2 separate regions of the Mus musculus genome follow, and region 1 is linked to region 2. Evidence: chromatin contacts called from ENCODE Hi-C or POLR2A ChIA-PET data. All regions are on one chromosome and are shown on one strand. The core of a region is the stretch at or near the end of the contact, and the rest is flanking DNA. Distances in the headings are between cores, read along the strand shown.

Region 1 (6,920 bases), core at 4,407-6,906, 510 kb before region 2:
TGCTTAAAGTCTCTAAGCCAATGGTTCTCAACCCATTGGGGGTGGTCCAACAACTCTTTCCTAGAGGTTGCATATCAGATGTTTACATTATGATTCGTAACAGTATCAAAGTTACAGTTATGAGTAGCAGCCAAAACAATATTACGGTTGGGGCTCACCACAGCATGAAGAACTGTGTTAAAGGGTGGCAGCGTTAGGAGGTTTTGAGAACTGCTCACTGCTCTAGGCCCTGTTTTGCCTGTCTTGAGGTAAGGATAACAAAACCTCTTTCACAGGATGTGTGTGAAGAGAAGATGAGATTGCACATGGAAATCTCTCAATAAGATGCCTGGTGGACAGCAAGCAGTTGACAAGGGACAGCTGGTACTCTTATGGTACTTTTTGTACTGTTGGAGACCAAGCTCAGGGTATCAGGTGAGCTAGGCAAGTGCTCTACCACTGGGCTACAGTCCTGGCCCTATTATATTTATTTGCTTAATTCTTTATTTTGTTTTGTTTGTTTGTTTGTTTGTGAGACAAGTTTTCCACATGTAGCTGTGGCTGACCCAGAACTTGGTGTGTAGTCCAGGCTGGCCTCAAATTCAAAGAGATGACTCCTCTGTCTGCCCAGTACTAGGATTAAAAGCATCATCTACCTACCACCCCCTCGGCTTTATGTACTCATGTTTAATCAGTTAATTTTTGGTTTTGGTTTTGGTTTATGTGCACGGATGTCTGTATGAGAGTCTCAGATGACCTGGAGCTGGAGTTCCAGACAGTTGTGAGTTGCCACGTGGATGCTGGAAACTGAACCCGGGTCCTCTGGGAGAGCAGTCGATGTTCTTAACTGCTCCTGAACCATCTCTCCAGCTCCTTTGTTTGTTTTGAGTCAGGGTTTATATATCCCTCCTGGCTAGACTGGAATTCATCATGTAGACCAGGCTGGCCATAAACCTGCAGTGATCCTCCTGCCTCTGCTTGCTTCCTGAGTTCAAAGCTCACAGACATATACTGCCAGGACCTATCAAAGTTTTAAAACTATTTTGTGAGAGCAGTGGCAAACATCTGGAGTCCCAGTTACCCAAAGAAGAATCCTTTGACCCAGGAATTCAAGGTTAGCCTGGGTAACATATTGAGACCCTCCTCATCTGAAAAATCAACTCATAATAACTTCTGTGAGAACCATGGCACCTTTCAAGCTGCCCCACCCAGCTTAGGGGCTCTCGATGATTGAGAGTCATATCCATGAGTATAATATCCTTTCCACTAAGCTGTACAATCACTGTAAGGGATTCGTTGTAACAAGTTTCTGCACAACTCACGCACCAGTAAGGGGAAAGAAAAAAGAAAAGAAAAGAAAGATCAGTACAAGACAGGGCGTGCCCTCCAGAGGTAGGAAGACTGGAAATTCCATAGCAGGCCCTGGCACCCAGAGACCTCAATTTATGTTCCCTCTAAGTAGCTCCAAATTTCCTGTTTAGAAGCTTTGAATGTGAGCATTGTGGGGAGGCTCTCAGGAGCAGGAAGGGAGGGGTGTCACCTAGGTCCCCAGATTCCACAAGAGGAAACTGGGGGGACAAGTAAGGGGCACAACAGCCCCTAATGGATCAGAATTAGCTGTTCTACTTTGCCATATTTGACTATTCGTTGTTACTCTAATTTTATCTGTGATAGGCTGGGGGAGAGGTTTGGGGGGGGAGGGGAGAACACATCTTTAATCCTGGAACTCAGGAAGCAGAGGCAAGTGGATCTCTGAGTTGGAGGCCTGGTCTACAGAAGAAGTTTCAGGGCTACACAGAGAAATCCAGTCTAAAAAAAGAAAAAGAAAGAAAAGGAAAAAGAAAAAGAAAAAGAAAAAGAAAAAGAAGAAAGAAAGAAGGAAGGAAGGAAAGAAAGAAAGAAAGAAAGAAAGAAAGAAAGAAAGAAAGAAAGAAAGAAAAAGAAAGAAAGAAAGAAAGCAAGCAAGCAGAATTATCCATGACTGTCTGGTTTCATTTCTGTTTGCTATGAGAAATACCCCTGCAAAAACCAGCATTGGCAGAAAAGGGATTATTTCAATTTGCCATTCTTGTTCGCTATTGTGAGGAAGTAAAGGGGAGAAGTTGAGGCAGCTAGTTACATTATATCCACACTTAGAGCAGAGAGAGATGAACTTATGCAACCTCGCTCACTCACTTGTGTTACACTCAGCTCAGTTTCTCTATTCTTATATACTTCAGGATCCCCTGGCCTAGGGAATGGTGCTACCCATGGTGGGCTAGGTCTTCCTATATTAGTTAACACAATCAGGACAATTTCCTACAGATATACCCACAGGCAAACACAATGCAGAGATCCCTTATTGAGACTCTACCCAATTGTTTCTAGGTTGTATTAAATTGACAATAAAAGCTAACCTATATAATGGCTTTTTTTTTTTCCTTCTTGCTGTTAGTTGGTTTGCCTTTGTTTGTCTTGAGACTGTCTCAAGTAGCTCAGGCTGACCTTGAACTCCATCTAGAGCTGAGAAGGGCCTTGAATTCCAAATCTTTCAGCCTCTTAAGAACTAGGATTACAGGATCCTCGGTTTAATGCTTACCTTTTTTTTTTTTTTTTAATTTTAAGGGTACGATTGCTTAGTGGACAAAGGATGTGCTATGCAAACACTTTATCTGAGGTTAGCTCCACAGCACTATGAAGTCGGGCATGGTGATGCGTGTCTGTAGTCCCCGTGCTGGTTGGTGGGGTCAAGACAAGTGACTCTTGGGATTGGCTGGCCAGACAATGAGTTCTGTGGGCAACAACAGCTCAAGAAGCCACTCACAGTCAGCCTTCAGTTACTGCGCGCGCGCGCGCACGCACGCGCACACACACACACACACACACACACACATTTATACAATTCTAAAACTTAAGAAGGAGACTCCCTTTCAGATTCTGGATGCCAGCAACAATCAGGGCTAGTTGTTTCTCTCCAGTTCATCAAACCCCATAGGATTACTTCAGGGGTGTTGTGTGGGTTACTTTCATGTTGTTGTTGTTGTTGTTGTTGTGACCAAATACCAGACAAAAACAACTTAGAAGAGATCTGTTTTGGTGTGTCACAGTCCATTGTGACATCAAGCAGCCCAGTCTGTGGTGCCTCAGGCCTGGACCTGGAGGGAGAGGAGCGCCGACCTCAACCTAAAGTGGATATAACTTTCCAGGCCTAGTGATTGGTCTCTACCAGCTTCCATCCTCAGAGTTCTCCAGGCTTGCAAAACAGTGTCAGGTGCTGGGGACCAAGTGCTCCAAACCTGGGAGCCTGCAGGGGCTCTTTTACTTTCAAGCCAAAACACATGCCCTCAGTAAGTTCACATTTATCCAGGAGGAAGGGTTACCAGCACCCACAGGCAGTAAGGCAAGCAAGTGCCAATGCCAGCTAACATTCAAGGCAATTGCAGAGGAAGAGGCAGTGATCTGGGTTCGTGTCATAAGCCTGTAATCCCAGCACTCCGTGCACACAGGACAATCGTGGCCAGCAGTGAGGCCAGGCCAGCCTGAGATACATAGGGAGATGCTGTCTCAGAAGCCTGTTTAAGGGGCTGGAGATGTCCGTCTCAGTTAAGAGCACTTGTTCTTGCTGAGAACTTGAATTCAATTTCTAGCATCCACATCAGGTAACTCATATCCATCTGCAACTCCTGCCTCAGGGAACCTGGCACCTTCTGCTGGTCTCCGAGGGCACCTGTATTCACATGCATATATACACAGACAGACACACAAACACACAGACACACAGACTCTCTCTCTCTCCCAATTTAAAAAAAATACATGTTTCAAAAAGTCTTTTAAAAAATACAATATTATACCAGCACTTGGGAGGCAGAGACCAGGGGATTTCTGAGTTTGAGGCCAGTCTGGTCTACAGAATGAGTTCCAGGACAACCAGGGCTACACAGAGAAATCCTGCCTTGAAAACAAACAAACAAACAGAAACCCAAAACCAAAAAACAAAACAAAACAAAATAAACAAACAAAAAAACAATATTGGAGAGATGGCTCAGAGGTTAAGAGGACTGACTACTCTTCCGAAGGTCCTGAGTTCAAATCCTAGCAACCACATGGCTCACCACCATCCATAATGAGATCTGATGCCCTCTTCTGGTGCATTTGAAGACAGCTAGATTGCTCTTACATATAATAATAAATAAATCTTTGGGCCGGAGCAAGCGGGGCTGGAACGAGCTGAGGTCCTGAGTTCAATTCCCAACAACCATATGATAGCTCACAGCTATCTGTACAGCTACAGTATACTCATATACATAAAAATAAATAAATCAATCTTGAAAAAAATGGGCAAACATGGAGTTTCAAGACATGGAATTTGGAACACTGGAAACTGCAATGTGGGCACCACCAATCTCAAAGTTGTCATCTTCATTGTCACAGTCTCCATGAAGTATCCTGATCCTATAGGATCCAAGATCAGGTCACCCTGAGTCTAGACTACAAGGTCCGTCAAATGCCATTGAGGATTTGGGTAGGCAGCTAAAGGGACACATTTCCTCTTTTTTTTTTTTTTTTTTTTTTTTTTTGAGACAGTTTCTCTGTCTAGCCCTGGCTGTCTTGGAACTCGATCTGTAGAGCAGGTAAATTCAGAGATCTACCTGCTTTCGCCTGCCGAGTACTGGGATTAAAGGTATGCACCACTACCACCTGGCAAATTTCCAATTTCTAATTTCAAACTCAAAGTAGATAGTCAATGGTAGATACTCTGTAAGATGACACTTAATCACACTTTAAAAAAAAGAGAGAGAAAGGAAATGTTATCTTTCTGCACCCTCTTGAGGCTTGAAATCAGAGCCATTTCTACGAATACCACACATCCAGGCGCTGTGTCTGCAATCCCAGCACTCGGGAAGAAGAAGCAGGAAGATGGAGAAGCCAGCTTGGGAGACGTAACAAGAGGAGACATCTATCTGAGAGGAAGGAAAAAAGGAAAAAGAGCACGGCGCTAGAGAACTGAGTTGGGGGTTAGGAGCACCCGCTGCTCCTGCAGAGGACCTGCATTAAGCTCCCTATCCCCACATTGGGGTGGATGACAACTGTCTTATAACTCTAGCTCCAGGGCATCCAATAGCCTCTGGGGCTGTTGTTGTATGTACATAGCCACATAGACAGGCATGCAAAAATAAAAATAAATCCTAGAAAGAAAACAAGGAGGTGGGGGAGACAGAGACAGACAGACAGACAGACAGAGGAAACCGTATCCACATTACCAATGCATAGTAGAATTTCACACGAACTCTTACTGCTCCTGGAAAGCCTGACTGTTCTTTTAGCACAGTGCATGGTTACTGCCCTTGTTAATTTATTAATTATTGTCAGCTAAGCAAATTGCAGTGAATGGATTCTCCGAGGCCAATCACCTAGCCAGCATGCATGCCTGCAGCCTTCAGAAGGAATGCCCTCAGATCTGACTCGTCCACCTCTGACAGTCGGCTTGCCTAAACTTATCCTTTACGTTTAGAAAAATTTGTGGGTTCCCGTCTGCCCAGGGGACTTTTTTTTTATTACTTGTTTATGCAAACAGTAAGTTGCATAAGAGCCTTGCTAGCCTTTTTTTTTTTTAAATGATTTCGTAGTTTCCTGGTAACCATTCAGTCATCTCTTTCAACACCCTGACATGACATAAAGCCGAGGGCTGAACCACACGTTCACCACACAGACACACACTCGCCTTGAGCCTTCGCTAGGTGAGGCACTCTGAAGCTGGACTGGCCAGATCCACTCATGAGCAAGTCAGACCATTTTCTAGTGATAAACGGCAAGAACTGCTGTGTGTTCCGAGATGAAAACATCGCCAAGGTCTTGCCACCGGTGTTGGGGCTGGAATTTGTGTTCGGACTCCTGGGCAATGGCCTTGCCTTGTGGATTTTCTGTTTCCACCTCAAGTCCTGGAAATCCAGCCGGATTTTCTTGTTCAACTTGGCCGTGGCTGACTTTCTCCTGATCATCTGCCTGCCGTTCCTGACGGACAACTATGTCCATAACTGGGACTGGAGGTTCGGAGGCATCCCCTGCCGTGTGATGCTCTTCATGTTGGCTATGAACCGACAGGGCAGCATCATCTTCCTCACCGTGGTGGCTGTGGACCGCTACTTCCGGGTGGTCCATCCACACCACTTCTTGAACAAGATCTCCAACCGGACGGCGGCCATCATTTCTTGCTTCTTGTGGGGTCTCACCATCGGCCTGACTGTCCACCTCCTCTATACAAACATGATGACCAAAAATGGCGAGGCATATCTGTGTAGCAGCTTCAGCATCTGTTACAACTTCAGGTGGCACGATGCTATGTTCCTCTTGGAATTCTTCTTGCCCCTGGCCATCATCTTGTTCTGCTCAGGCAGGATCATCTGGAGCCTGAGGCAGAGACAGATGGACAGACATGCCAAGATCAAGAGGGCCATCAACTTCATCATGGTGGTGGCTATTGTATTCATCATTTGCTTCCTACCCAGTGTGGCTGTGCGCATCCGCATCTTCTGGCTTCTCTACAAATATAACGTACGCAACTGTGACATCTACTCCTCGGTGGACCTGGCTTTCTTTACCACCCTTAGCTTTACCTACATGAACAGCATGCTGGACCCTGTGGTCTACTATTTCTCCAGCCCATCTTTCCCCAACTTCTTCTCCACGTGTATCAACCGCTGCCTTCGAAAGAAAACATTGGGTGAACCCGATAATAACCGAAGCACTAGTGTGGAGCTCACGGGGGACCCCAGCACAACCAGAAGTATTCCAGGGGCGCTAATGGCTGACCCCAGTGAGCCAGGCAGCCCCCCTTATCTGGCTTCCACATCTCGTTAAGTTACTATGACAAGAAGGGAGATTGCCGCTCAGGCCTGTGCTCTCTGGAGAGGCGATTTGGCCGTTCGTTGAACAGGGTAACATCTTCAGATTTGGCTTACGCT
Region 2 (6,843 bases), core at 2,098-4,597:
TGTCTCCTGACTTCCACTTGTGTGCCATGGTACATGCATGCACACATGTTCTTACACACACACACACACACACACACACACACACGAATGAAAAGAAATAACATTTGAATTTTGACACACATTTTGCCTGTTCAGGAAAAAAAAAAAAAAAAAAGACAAAACCCCAAAGCCTTGAAGAACACTCATGTTCATCTTCAAGAAGATGGTACAACTGTGTCCTGATTGAGTATTTTCTAAAACCCTAACAAGCTAACCCCTCTGCCACTCCATGAAGATTCCAGGCCTGAACTTCAGAGATTCTAAGGCAGCTGTCTGGGGTGGGGCCCAGGAATCTGCATCTTATCCAGATGCCCAGCCCTACCTAGGGGAAGAGGGATCAAATAGCATGCTCCTGCCGTGGCTCCTGGAGGTGATAGGAACTCAGCCTTTCTGGAATACTGTGCTATTAAGTATTCTCCAGGCCACACAGTACACATTCTGGGTACAGAAACCACACAAGCTAGGCATGGCTCCTCTACACAGGGGAGAGGGCAGGGGGCCCCCACAGTGAGCTGATACAACCAGTCTCATGGGTTAGCCAGGGCTTGTCTCTTGGCCCAGCCAGGAGCTGCCCCATCCTTCCCACGGCCCACAGATTACACAGTCCCCTTGATCATATTCCACTTGGCACTTCCCTGATGTCTGTTTCGTGCTATTCTATAATTATCTTCCCCCAACGAGATTAGAAATTCCTTGACAGCAGGGACCACGGCTCCTCAGATGCAGCCGGCATTTCTACACCACCTAATGATGTGTAAGGCCAAGACGAGGGCCGGAGCCAGCAACTGCCTCAGAGGACTTGAGCTGCCCTGTCCGGCCACACGTGGATAGGCCAAGCCCCATCCCTTTATGGTAAAAGAGGGGCCTCGGTGGCTTGAGAAACCCAGGTCAAAATGAGAAGGGATGTCAGTCCCGTAAGTTCTGAGCCCTCCCAAGGTGAGCATTCGATCTCAGCCCTGCCTAGAGTCCCGACTCTCAGGCGTCTGGTTATTGAAGATGGTCAGAGAGAGGCTAGCCCCTTGGAAGGGAAGCTTAGCCTCTGTCTTCCCTGAGAAAGCTGCTGCCCTATACCAAAACTTATTCACCATGGCCACGTTGCTCCCAGAAGCAGCTGGGGTAACCTGGGCAGGGGCAGGGGGAGAGAGGACCCGGTAGTGCAAAGGCCTCTAGATGGAAAATGGGTTGGCTGTTTCCCAAGCATCCTTCTTCAGAACACAGCATGGTCACCATAGCCCGCTCTGGCCACTATGGTCAGCTTGGTCCCAGCTGTCTCCCTTAACCATCCTAGAGCCCCCCTCGGGAGTGGTGCAGGTATCCCCATACTAGGCTCTCCGGGAACAGAGAACACATGCCTTTCCAACGCAGAAAGACTTCTGAGTCCCAGTCGCATGACTTTGCGGGAAGTGGCTCAGACCAGTGGCTCTCAGAGACCTTGTCTTTCCTTAGTAAAGAGATTTTAAAGGATAGGAGTAGGTAAATGATTCTATGAAGCATGAGCACAGGACCTGGCAGATGGATGGCGGCTCAGGAATGGGGCCATAGGGAAGGCAGAGGCTTGGTATCACTGGGCACAACGCTGCCTGTGCCCACACCATAGTATGCAGGGTTCTAAGGAGAGTAAGCCCCAGCATGTCTCCACTGGCCAACTGTGAGGCTCTTAAAACAGAGGACAACTTTCAAGGGACATTCCTATCACGGAGGGCCAGGTTCTGGAGAAAAATTATAGAGGGATGAGGACACAGGTCCAGTGGCTTTTCTAGGCTTCAGCTGGGCTCCGTGCTTTCTGAGCAATTTGGCCTCAGGTCCCCAGGCCAGTGGTCGGCAACAGAGCCTTTCTCTCTGTAGTGGGGAGGAAATGAGGACACAACCGCCCTACATACTCACATCATCAACCTTTGGCTCCGTCACAGGGACCCACTTGTAGATTCGTAGGGATGTATCGCCAACGGTCACCCATTTCTTCTCCCTGCAGGGAATGAGGAAGAACCCATAACCAGGGGGCTTTGTACAGGACTCTGCTTAAGGGGAGAGGGTGGCAGAGGTCACAGCTACAAAGTGATGACTTCGTAGCCCTGGGGCTAAGACAACAAGCTTTGATCACACAGATATGGCTGGAATCCCAGCTCTGTCCTTGCCGACTGACCGAGGCCCCTGGGAAAGTCACTTGGCCCACATAAGATTCGTGCTCCCTTCCCTTCTGGGATCCAGAAAGCAAGCAAGCACCCGACCCTCCTGGCAGCTCCCCTTCAGAACAGTTCATGGGCATGGGGGTGGGGAGTTGGGTGGGCTGGGTGCTGAGAAGTAGGCTGAGCCTGGTCTTGTGAGGACAATTCCTTGTACCTGTCCTTCAGTCAAGGCTCTGCATGGACCCCTGGTCTCATGAACCCCTGGTCTCTAAACTCCCACAGGATAGAAGCCAAGTGCCCAGTTGAGAGAGACAGGCTTGCAGATGAGGAGGAGGAAAATACAAGCAGTGAGAAGGAAAGGGGGCGAATGGCTTTATCAAGGATAATAATTATGCCCTCCCCAAGCCACGGCCATTTTCTATAGACTATTACTATGGCCACCAACTTCGGTTATATGGTACCATTTCTTGCTCTAGATATTTAGAGGCCACGTACCCGGAGAGGGGTGAACACACAGGGGCAGGGCTGGGGTTTGAACCCCAACAGTCTAGGCTCCAACGTGGCCATCTTAGGGAGGCAGCCTCAAGTCTTACTGAGTTTAGCAAGTAACCCAGCTGATTTGGGAAGCTAGAGCTGGGGAGTCAGGGCTGCAATCTCAATTCAATACAACAGTCCCACTGCTACGTAGGACTACAGTTATGAGGACCTTGGCTTCTCCACCCAAACCTAACCTATGGACTTCCCCTCATTTATACTGTGATACATTATAGTCTCTGCCATGTCGCCACTGAGCCTTTCAGGGTGGGGGTGGGAAGCAGAGGCAAACACACTCAAAGACAACCATAACCAAACCATACACTTCCCACCCACCAACTGCCACTCAGGTCTCCATGATCCTGTTATCACTGACACCCTGGCTCGCACTGTTAAAGGAAACCGACCATGTGTAGTTCCATGTGCCACATGCCAAGCACCAGGCCCACATACTCTCATGTTTACATGACCGTCTGTGGCAGCAGGCGTCACCTTCTCCACCCGACAGATCAAGGAAGTGAGACCTGAGGAGGTGAACTCAGAACTCAGTGAGAATCCAAACCCTCGGTGGCATGGCCTGCTTTCCAAAGGCCCCGCCCACGCTCCTTTTAGCAGGGGAAGCTTGAAGTGAAGACAGATGTCTGTCTCTCTCCCATCCCTCTCCTGCCTCCTGGAGGCAGAGCGAGCGAGCGCACAAGCCACAGGCCCAAGCTTTTACTCTCCACTCAGGATAATCAGAAGGTACTTGGAGGGACAAAGTTATTACCAGGAATGACCTCAGTGACAGGTAGAGACACAATCCTGATGCCCCTGTGTCCTAGAGGCCGAGCTATACAACCCTTCTCTGAGATTAGTAAAAGGACAAGAGAGGAACACACTGTACAGAGGAGAAAAGAAGCAGTCCAGAAACTTTTAAAACCTAAACAGCCAAAAGTCACTCAATATATACCAACAAGGGCTGGAGAGATGGCTCAGTGGTAAAGAGCACTCTTCCAAAGGTCCCGAGTTCAAATCCCAGCAACCACATGGTGGCTCACAACTACTCATAATGAGATCTGACGCCCTCTTCTGGTGTGTCTGAAGACAGCTACAGTGTACTTAGATATAATAATAAATAAATCAGCCAGGCGTGGTGGTGCACACCTTTAATCCCAGCACTTGGGAGGCAGAGGCAGGCAGATTTCTGAGTTCAAGGCCAGCCTGGTCTACAGAGTGACTTCCAGGACAACCAGGGCTACACAGAGAAACCCTGTCTCGAAAAACCTAAAAATGAAATAAAATAAAATAATAATAAATAAATCTTTACCAAAAAAAAAAAAAAAATATGTACCAACAAGGTTCTGACTAGCTTCCTTAGTCTGAGCCCAATTAAATCAACCAAGTAAAAAAATCTGAGTGTGTTATTATTATTATTAATAATAATTTAAGTAATTAACTTGTAACATAAGGCCACAGTTCAGGCTAGAAAGCATGCCAGAGCTTTGGGCCTTCCAAGGTGACAGGAACAGAGGTGAATGTCTGAAGTACCAGGCATTAGGGGCTACCAAATACACACTGACTCCTTCTTCCCCAGCCAATGACCTCCTCACTGGAGTACAAAGCACTATTACTAGGTATGGACACTGATGGGGGAGGGCTTGGGAGCAGAGGCAAGAGTTATGAACTTGACCTTGAGAGCTGGGGGGTCACAGTACATCATTCTAGTACCCCGAGATCCTGAGAGATTCCTGTACCCTCGGAGACTTAGGCAGGATTGTTAATTCTAGGTCCCAGGTGTGGCTCTAAACTACACAATGAGATTAATAATAATAATAACAACAACAACAATAACAGGGTCTGGTGAGACGGCTAAGTAGGTGGTGGATAAAGGCACTGGATAACCTGAGTTAGATGCTCAGAACTGACATGGTCACTAGTTGTCTTCTGACCTCCACACCTGCATCATAACACCTGTGAGTGTGCTCCCTCCCATACGTGCACACACACAAAATAAACCAAAATAAACAACAACAACAAAAAAAGGTAATAGAGCCTTCAAACACTGAAGTAGAACCTGACCTTGGGGTTGACCTCTGACCTGGGACTTGGCTCTCACAAAGGCTCTGGCTAAAGGCAGCAGCTCAGATCTCCTCCAAGTGCTGCAGCCCACCATGGGGGAACACACACAGCTGGCTGCTCCCATGGTGAAGGGACTAGACAGCTCCCATCATCTTACAGCAAGGGCGGCCAGCAAGGGGCCAACAGGTACATCTTGTTTACCCTCGTGGTACTTTTAAAAAGTAGATTCAAGCCAGGCTGTGATGGCGCACGCCTTTAATCCCAGCACGTGGGAGGCAGAGGCAGGCAGATTTCTGAGTTCAAGGCCAGCTTGGTCAACAGAGTGAGTTCCAGGACAGCCCAGGCTATACAGAGAAACCCTGTCTCAAAAAAAAAAAAAAAAAAAAAAAAAAGTTGACTCAATTGCCAAAGCAGGAGAGAGAAAACCTAACAATCCAGATTTTTGGCTACTCTCAAAACAAGATCTGCAGCCCACAGTCCTCCTGGGAGCCACAGCTTGCTCCAGATGACAAACACTGGCTCCCTCCCAGCCCCCACCTCGTACCACATGGAGGCATTCACTTTGACCACCAAGTTGCATCTCATCCTAGCCACAGAACGACTCTACACAGAGCCTGAGTCCTCTTGCTTCCACCACAACTAGCCTGGCTTCTGTACCTCCTCTGCCTTGTGCTCCTGAGATAAAAGGATGACATGGAGTCCCCGATGTAAGAATATAGCTCCAAAGTGCTTGCCCAGCTCGGGCTCTTTTTTTTTTTTTTAATTAATTTATTTGAGGTGTATCAGCACACTGTCACTGTCTTCAGACACACCAGAAGAGGGCATCAGATCCCATTACAGATGGTTGTGAGCCATGTGGTTGCTTGGAGTTGATCTCAGGACCTCTGGAGGAACAGTCAGTGCTCTTAACTGCTGAGCCATCTCTCCAGCCCCCAGCTCAGGCTCTCATGTAAACTCCAGAGTCCATCTCAGATTCTCAAGGCCAAGGTGATTTTCCAGCGCTCTACTGGGTCTAGGGCTGATGAGTGGGGGGGGGGGTTGCTGGCTGACTCCAAAGAGCTCTAAATCCCTTTGTATATTCACTACAGGACTAGTCATTGTCACCTTGGAGACCTGTCCTCATCCTAATCCGGTCTGGGTCCACCTCAGAGGGCACTTCTCAAGGATGGGTGGAAAGCCCCACCCCCACCCCCAAACTAGCCATTCTGTACTTATGTCAAGTTGCTAAAGGACTTCCTGGACCAAGATGACAGGTCCTAGACGGGTGTCTACCGTGAAAGCTCTGACCTCCCTTTGTCTTTTTCCCTCCCACTGGGCCTCCCAAGCCTGACCCAAAAAGGGACCTACCACATTGTTCTCCCTCAGCCATCTTCTGGCTACCTTACACCCCCACTAACCTGCTCTGCTGGGACACCAGGCAGAAGGGGAAGGAGTGGAAGCTGCAAACTGTGGGTGGGGCAGTGCGCAGGTCATGCCGGCTTCTTCTGCAGGGCAGAGGAAGGGTAGGGGTATTAAAAAAAAATACCTCCCTGGGCTTTCAGGCCGGATGGAATACCAGACACCTTAGCTCTCCTCTACATAAAATACAGAGTTCCTCACTGATTCTGAATATTTCAGATAAATGGATAACTTTTTGGCATGTGTCTCAAATATTTCATGGGATATACTACTTACATAAAGGGGTGTGTGTGTGTGTGTGTTTTGTGTGTGTGTACAGTCTAAGGACAAAACCCAGAGCCCTGTGCATTCATTTTATTTTTTATTTAATTTATATTTTTGAGACAAGCTTGAATGTAGATCAGGCTAGCCTTGAGCTCAGTATGTAGCTGAGGCTAGCCTTGAACACCTGGTTCTCCTGCCTCTACCTTACAAGTCCAAAGGTTATAGGCACGCACCCAGGGGGAACGGTTTATTTTTTAAAAATCACTTTGTTGTTTATCTGAAATTCAAATTTACCTGGATGTTCTGTGTTTTTTCATTTTCATTTCTGGCAGCCCCATGTCCTAGCCAGTGGTGAAATGCATGGTTGGTGCCCACGGTTAATAAACAACCCCCAAAGCCTTCAGGGGTTGATTGCAAGATTGCT

The links. A loop is a pair of places that touch in the nucleus more often than their neighbours do. ChIA-PET counts read pairs that join two places held with the same protein, here RNA polymerase II (POLR2A).
Region 1: a loop to region 2 is called in a map of T-helper 17 cell, with 1.9 times the contacts of the local background. The contact joins the promoter of Hcar2 here to the enhancer-like site in region 2. A Hi-C loop is called at or near these places in 1 of 37 maps with a recorded cell type or tissue (T-helper 17 cell). POLR2A ChIA-PET finds 5 or more read pairs at or near these places in 1 of 5 experiments (embryonic stem cell).

The regions. Positions count from the first base shown.
Region 1 is chr5:123,864,252-123,871,171 of GRCm38, reverse strand. Hcar2 (hydroxycarboxylic acid receptor 2) reads left to right here and starts at 5,656. Exons shown (of 1, transcript NM_030701.3): 1 at 5,656-6,920. The coding sequence starts at 5,734. The coding sequence ends at 6,816.
Region 2 is chr5:123,347,029-123,353,871 of GRCm38, reverse strand. Bcl7a (B cell CLL/lymphoma 7A) reads right to left here. Exons shown (of 6, transcript NM_029850.3): 2 at 1,924-2,005. Among named protein-coding and RNA genes, the nearest start is that of Gm15860, 5.3 kb to the right of the region's middle. Within about 2 kb of position 3,347, at least 1 of the 3 ENCODE cell types and tissues checked has a DNase peak (open chromatin) inside an H3K27ac peak, as active enhancers do.